Linked DNA regions of Mus musculus: region 2 is linked to region 1. A link is a contact called in ENCODE POLR2A ChIA-PET data. All regions are on one chromosome and are shown on one strand. The core of a region is the stretch at or near the end of the contact, and the rest is flanking DNA. Distances in the headings are between cores, read along the strand shown. Region 1 holds the start of Dnajc27 (DnaJ heat shock protein family (Hsp40) member C27). Region 2 holds the start of Ptrhd1 (peptidyl-tRNA hydrolase domain containing 1).

Region 1 (3,788 bases), core at 407-2,906:
GCCACATATTACATTGTTATGCCAATTATTGGAAAAGGTTCTATCTTTTTTTTCTTCAAAAAAAGCATTTAATATTTTAAATTAAGCATGCTTGAAACTGACTTAAAGTAACTACTGTCATCCACTGTGTCTTCCCAGACTTGGTTTAAGATGTTTAAAGCCCTGTGGGAGCAGAAACCTTCACCTTGGGATTACTGAGAAATTGTCAGCCATCTTTGTCAATCTCTGTTTACATCTGTAACTGAAATTATTGACTAAAAGAATAGTGTGTCTGTCAGACTGACTTTCATTCTAACAGTTGCTTTCCATAAGAAGTTATCGTAAAATTTATGATTCTACCTTATCTACCTTATCTTGTCAGGTAAGGGGAAAGGGAACAAGATTCTGGGTTAAGCCTGGATGTTGGCAGCTGTGAGAATCCCACACCATCACAGAGCTGGACAAACCTTAAGAACTATCCAGCCAGTCTTCCTCCTGAGGATGGGGGCCATTAGACTGATGCCAGAGAGGGAAAATTAACACACACACACACACACACACACACACTGCCTCTGCTCCAAAAGGCAACTCTGGTTTTCAACCAGGAAAGAGTCTTGTTCAAGGTCCTTTTCCAGAACCAGGGTCAGACTCCCAATTCTCATCTGATGCTACCTTCTTCGATGAAGCCTTTGCAGGCTGTCTGCAGATTGAAGCAACCGTCCATTAAGAATAATCAGGGGAGGGGTGATTATGTACTAAACAGATACTTTTTTGTGTGTGATTATTCCCTAAAGGACAACAATATAGACTAACAACTATTTACATAAGAATGATATTTACATTGTAATAGCATTTACTTTGTATTGAGTAGTTATGCTGGCTTTCTTGGGTTTTGGGTAGAAGCCAAGAAACTCACTTCTGTAAGAAAGCAGGCTGAACGGAGCCATGAGGAGCAAGCCACTAGGCAGCACTCCTCCACAGCCTCTGCATCAGCTCCTGCCCCCAGCTTCCTTTCCTATCTCTCCTGTCCAAATTTTTTTTGATGTGTAAGCCAAGTTAAACCCTTTTCTCCCCAAGTTGCCTTGGTTATGGTGTTTCTTCACAGCAACAGTAACCCTAAGACAGTGGGGCAGATAATGTGAGATGACACAAGTAGGCTGAGGATGTGCATAAGTTACATAAAGCTTTCTACACATGTACAATTTATACATAAAGGTTTTTATATATTTATTTTGAAACAGGATTGCACAATATAGCTCCACCTGGCCTTGAACTCATAGAGATCCGCCTGCCTCTGCCTCCTGAGTGCCAGAATTAAAGCGTGCGTTTGCTCGGATACCATCTTTAGGTGACTGGGACATCCGCAGAATCCACTGTGATCCTGGGCTCAGTCCTCTGCAGAAACTGTAGTCTGCAGTCACTGTACTGACGGAGAGGAGGATGGCAGCAGAGGCACCCATCGGTGAAGATTCCAGGAAAAAAAAAGCCTTTGGCATGACTGGGCCTTACACTAAATGTCAAAAACTCCCCGTGACAGCCGCTCTATTTCTGCCACCATGTACAGACCAATCTTGATGCCAGGCAAAGAAACCCCAATCGCCTGCAACCGGGCCGCACTGGCCCAACAGGACCCCAAGACCCAGTCCTCCCGGGCCCCGCAATGACGTCACGGCGCGCAGTCATCGCGAGACTCCGCTCGCCCTCCGCGGCTCGCCGCTTCCCAACCGCCCTCGTCCGTCCGCGGCCAGGCAGCGGTGGGGATGGCGAGCCGCGGAGCCAGGGTGGTGACGAGCACAGCGGCTCCGTCATTGGGCGAGGAGGCCTGAGGGACTCCAGGCTGGCTGGGTGCGTAAGGACACCACAACCCGCGGCCCCGGCAGAGCGAGGGCGATGGAGACCAACGTGCCGAAGAGGAAGGAGCCCGCCAAGTCCCTCCGCATCAAAGTCATCTCCATGGGCAACGCCGAAGTGGGGAAAGTGAGTACCGCGTGCTGCGAGGGCAGGACCTCCGCGTGCTGTGAGAGCGACATTCCCATTGGCTAGGAGAGCCGCCACTCAAAAGCTTGAAGCTCCGCCTCCTCTCTGCTTAGTTTAGCATCCTGAGCTCACTGGGGCTTGCGGCCTCCAGAGGAAAACTATCTTGACCTTTTTGACCTTTGGGCTGCTGGCTCTTTACTGACGTCACTGTCCCTAAAAGGTGTCAGGGTGGCCTCTGATCTTTGATTGTAATTTGAAGGTAGTAATTAGATTCCGATGTCGAATGATCAGTTTACATACCAAATCTGTTTTTCCCCTGAGAGGGGACGAGGTCCTGCGGGTTGGGGAGAGTGGTTGCCAGCCTTGCTGTTTAAAGAGATGCCAGGGAGGTGTTAGATTCTAAAAAATGTAGCCCTGAACAGCCTGGAGTCTATGTTCCCACCACCAGAGCACAACAACCTAGTGTGTTTCAGGGGACATGCACTGACAGCCCTAGATCTTGTGTTTTTAATTTTTTGTATTGTCACGTCCATTTTTCTCGGAGGAGTCTTTTTTTTTAAAAAAATACCATCTTTCTGAGTGTATCATTTCTGTATCATTTGCTGCTTATTAGCTACTAAACTTCCTCTCATCTGGGAAGGGAGGCCTTTCCTAAATGAATTTAGATGCCAGTTACTCGTTTTCTTCCCTTAACGTTGGGAAACTGTTGGTTAAGAATTCCCAAGGTCGACAGACAGGGAAGGCATCCGAAGTGGAGTCTTCACTAAACCAAACGCAGAAGACCTCTAATGGGAGCGTTTGCATACTACTATGTAAGCCAGTGCTCTGTGCTAGAAGATGCTCAGGAAGTGTTTATTGCTGTTATACAATTTAGCGTGCTCCCGTTCTACATATGGACCTTCATGTATGTGTTAACAAAACAGTTGCTGAAGATTAACATTTATTGACTATTGACTATTTTCCAGCTCTGTTTTACAAAGGCAGGAGAGTTGGGAATATTGTGAGTTGGTGCAGTGTGAGTGTGAATAGCAGTTCTGTTCCCAGGAGTCCTGCAGAAAACTGCTAATCCCAGTGGTAGGCAAGCACAGACTGCTGGGTCCCCGGACCCCCGACCAAGGAGCCTGATCAGCAAGCCTCAGGTCCCACGGAGACCTTGTCTCCAAAAGGAACGTGGATAACCACTGGGGAATGATACCCCATACACACACACACACACACACACACACACACACAATCACAATCAAATTGGAGGGGAAAATATTAGAAATAACTTTTTTCGTCCCCGAAGATTGAAAACCATAAAAATTCTTGAATTAAATGAGGCTTAATGAGGGCTGAGAGACAGCTCAGCAATTAGAAGCACTTGCTACTCTTGCATTCAGTCCCAACAACTGTGTCAAATGGGTGGCCCACAGCTGCCTGTATCTTGCTCTAGGGGATTTGATACCCTCTTCTGCATTATACTGACACCTGCATTCACGTGCATGTATCTACAGACATACACACATACACACAGTTAAAATGAAATAAAAATATTTAAAATAAAAGCCTTCATGTGCTATAATTCACATAGAATTCACTTATTTCAAAAATATAGCTCACTGATTTTCATTTCATTCACAGAGTTATGAAACCATTATCATGATCAATTGTAGAATATTCTCATCGTCTCCTGGAGGGGAAAAAAACCCCAGCAATTAACAGGCTCTCCCTGCTTCCCCTAACCATTAGCCCACTTCCTGCCTCCATGAATCCATGCCTATTTTGGATATTTCATGTGAATAGAGCCATATCTATTGATCTACGTGATCTTTTACTACAGCCTTCTTTTA
Region 2 (3,790 bases), core at 480-2,979, 150 kb after region 1:
GTCTTTCCTACACGACTGGCCCAGAATTCACTATGTAGATCAGGCTGTCCTTGAACTCACAGAGATCCACCTGCTTCCACCCAGAGTGCTGGGATCAAAGACATGTACCATCACAACTGGTCTGCCATAAATTTATAAAGCCATAGGCCCAAATAACCAAACCAGAGACCATTAACCTCTCTGCTGGCCACTGGTGTAAAAACACCCACTAATTAGTACGCTCACTTGAAAAGAACAAGAGACTCCTGATTTGTCTACTGCTTGCTTTGTGGGCAGCAGCATTTCATCTAAGCCTGCTTATCACAGAAGCACAAATCTATGGTGGGAAAGGCCGATTCTCCATGCTTTCCCACAACCCAGATGAAACCTCCCTAGAGAAGTCCAATGCTTCACCTCATGTAACTAGTTTCCTTAAGCAGATCCAATATTTACTTTGCAGGGTTCACAAGAATATACATTCACAAAAATCCTTTCTTCATTTGTCTTGGGACAGCCCAGACCTGGCTCATTCATCTATCCAGCCAAGGCTAGACATCAAATTACTAGTGTATAGCTCCTTTAAAAAACAAACAAACCAACTTGCATAAGATCAAGAGAGAGCCACAGTAGGCAGCATGTTGGCCCTTCACTTGCTTTTCTTCCCGTTACTGACTCCTGACTTCTTTTATTTCCTCTGGAGCCTGAGCACAGCAGTTCCTTCTCTCTGCTGTATTTAGTTCCTCTCCAAGTTCACACGATAAGCAGTGGTAATTGCCAAGCAGAGAGAGAAAACCAACATAATCATAACTAAATGTTTCAATCTTTTGGATTGGAGATGACAAGGGAACTGGAGAATAATTGACCTGTCGAAGTTTGATGATTATTCACAAACTTTCACTCGTCACTTGTTTAGCCAGGTGTGCTGACACACAGAAGGGCAAGTTACTGGCAAATTTGGGATTACATAGTAATTTAGTTCTAGGGTATGGATTATACTTGATTGCAACATATTTTTAACAATTAAGTCATCAAACTTTTAGTTTTTAGTAACAATTTCAACCCACATGATGCTTTCACATTAAGTTTTGTTTAAAGGAGAAAGAAAATGAGGCAGAACTATAATGTGTCCAAGCCACAAAATTTCCTAAGATAGAGCCCTGAATCAAATCCATATCTAATCGCCAAAGTTACTGCCTTACAGTGTCCCTTCCTTTGCAATAAAGTCTGGAAACACTGTGGTACAGAGAAAGCCAAACCCCTTTGAATACCTCCTTTGCACTTCCTGCCTGGACACAAAGTATTTGCAGACTCCATCTCCTCTTCGGGTTCTCAAGTGTTTTTTCTTACGATGCTGGACGTACAAGGCAGGGTTAACATGGACCCGAACGTCCTTAACTGTAAATAGTAAAAGACACGCAATCACCAATCTATTGCCACTATTGCCTGACAGTCCCGGGATAAGCAAAGTGTCCCCGCTGGCGTCCCTTACCTTGGACTGGTCAGCCCTGTCCACGCCTACCTCACCGCCGTGGCCACTATGGTCCAGCCGGGCTTCCTCGAACACCCAAAGAAGCTGTACAGTAATGCTAATCTGTCTACCACTGGGTCTTGCTTTCTCGCCAAAGCTCCCTCACTCAGGATGCAGTTTAAGAATTCCCGCCGAGAGCAACTGAAGTAACAACGTAACCCACTGATCCCAGAGTGCTTTGTGCTTCCGCCGTACACGAACATGGTGGCGCCCAGCAGCTCCACACTAATCCCAGCATGCACCGCAAGGTACGTCCGGCCAGTCTGATGATCAGGAAGATGGCATGCTCTGGGGTGGAGCCACAGATCCTTGTACAGTACTTAGTATTACGAAAGGATCTATCTCAGGCTCCCTTTTCCTGGCCCACCGGCGCACTGGTAGCGCAGGCTTGTCACGCCGCCACAGCAGCCTTGCACCTTCATCGAGACCATCCGCACACGGCAGCTTATCTCCGGGAGCTGGGGCGCATGCGCAAGGTGGTTCTCGAGGTGAGGCGTGGGGAGTATCCGGAGGGACCCTAAACGGGGGTGGGGTGCCGAGGCCGGAAGTAGATCTGCTCTTGGGCCCAACCCTTAGCTTCCGGAAGTACGTGTGGCATGATTGTAGGAGGGATCACTAAGAGTTTGGGAATGGTCTGCGCTACGCAGTGAACCTTCCCTTTGGCAGAGCATGACTGTGAAGAACCGACGCAGACCCTGCTATCACAGCGTTCACCAGAAATTGGTTGTTCCAGTGTCCCTTAGATCCCTGGGAACGAAGCTGGGGAAAGCGTGGCGCTTATGCCTGTGCACCAATCTGCCTTTTAAAACTGGGCCTAGCCGGGCGAGGTGGCGCACGCCTTTAATCCCAGCACTTGGGAGGCAGAGGCAGGCAGATTTCTGAGTTCGAGGCCAGCCTGGGCTACAAAGTGAGTTCCAGAACAGCCAGGGCTATACAGAGAAACCCTGTCTCAAAAAAAAAAAAAAAAAAAAAAAAAAAAAGAAAGAAAAAGAAAAAAGCTGGGCCTAAAATTAGCACTGCCTTAATATTGTTAGTAAGAAATAGAGGCTGTTTATTTAAAAGGAGAAATGCTCAGTGAGTGGGGAAAAGGAGTATGTTTTTCAGAAGCTCTGAGTCTCAAGTCTCCTAACTGACATTTACATAGCACCTGCTTCTCTAGAGAAATCTTTATCCAGGAAAACACTGGCAAAGGGGTGAGAGTGGAGGAACAATGGCCAAAGGGACCAACGTGCCAACCTACATCTGTGTTCAACTTTCTGAGGGGTCCTTTCCCATCTTGGTGATTTACATACGCATTTGATTAACCCTTTTTTAAAGATCTACTTAAATTCTGTGTAGGTGTGTGTGTCTGTGGGACATATGCACATGGGTGCAGACGTGTAGGTGTGTGTGTCTGTGGGACGTATGCACATGGGTGCAGACGTGTAGGTGTGTGTGTCTGTGGGACGTATGCACATGGGAGGACAGAGTAGGATGTAGGCTCTTCTGCAGTTATAGGCAGTGAGAACATCCCACTGTGGGTTCTAGGAACTGAACTCTGGTCCTCTGGACACGGAGCATCTCCTCAGCTCCTGGACTAACTCTTAAGGGTTAGGACCATATGATATTCTTTACCAGAAAGCCTTCTCCTAGATCTCCTGGAATTTAAAAAAGTTGTATTTGTATCCAGGTCAAGATCCTGTTGGCCTTAGATCCTATTCTGCTGACCAAAAAGCATATAATAGGGTAGATGAAAAGGGTTGGTGAGATGGCTCATTGGGTAAAGGCATATGCCACCAAGTCTGACAACCCTAGTTCTATCCCTGGACTCACTTGATGGGAAGAAAAAAAAAACAAAAACAAATCTTACAAGTTATTCTCAGTGTGCATGCATAATATAATATTCTAGTTTGCTTTTTGTTGCTGAGAAAAATACCATGGCCAAAAAAAAATCAACTTGGGAAGGAAAGGATTTATTACACCTTACAGGTTACATCAATCATCTAGAGAAGCCAAAGCAGGAACTTAAGGCAGAAATCTTGAAGCAGAAACCACAGAGGAACACTGTTTACTGGCTCTCCTGACCTTCAACTATTTTACTTATACACTTAAGGCCAATTTGCCTAGGGATGGTACTGCCCACAGTGGACTGAGCCCTCTTATATCAAATAGTTGAGAGATGTGTCCTGCATCAACTTAGGCTTGGGCCTGAGGGGATGAGAGAGGGAGAAGGAAAGTATATGTAATTTTAGAAGTCTTCCCAGTGGTCAGCTGAGTCACAGATAGCTTAAGGGTGAAGGTGAG

Evidence for each region. ChIA-PET counts read pairs that join two places held with the same protein, here RNA polymerase II (POLR2A).
Region 2: POLR2A ChIA-PET joins it to region 1 with 15 read pairs in embryonic stem cell. The contact joins the promoter of Ptrhd1 here to the promoter of Dnajc27 in region 1. POLR2A ChIA-PET finds 5 or more read pairs at or near these places in 2 of 5 experiments (Patski and embryonic stem cell).

The regions. Positions count from the first base shown.
Region 1 is chr12:4,080,918-4,084,705 of GRCm38, forward strand. Dnajc27 (DnaJ heat shock protein family (Hsp40) member C27) reads left to right here and starts at 1,657. Exons shown (of 7, transcript NM_153082.4): 1 at 1,657-1,956. The coding sequence starts at 1,870.
Region 2 is chr12:4,232,284-4,236,073 of GRCm38, forward strand. Ptrhd1 (peptidyl-tRNA hydrolase domain containing 1) reads left to right here and starts at 1,730. Exons shown (of 2, transcript NM_001204912.2): 1 at 1,730-1,995. The coding sequence starts at 1,744. Cenpo (centromere protein O) reads right to left here and starts at 1,682. Exons shown (of 7, transcript NM_134046.6): 1 at 1,469-1,682; 2 at 1,248-1,374. The coding sequence starts at 1,293.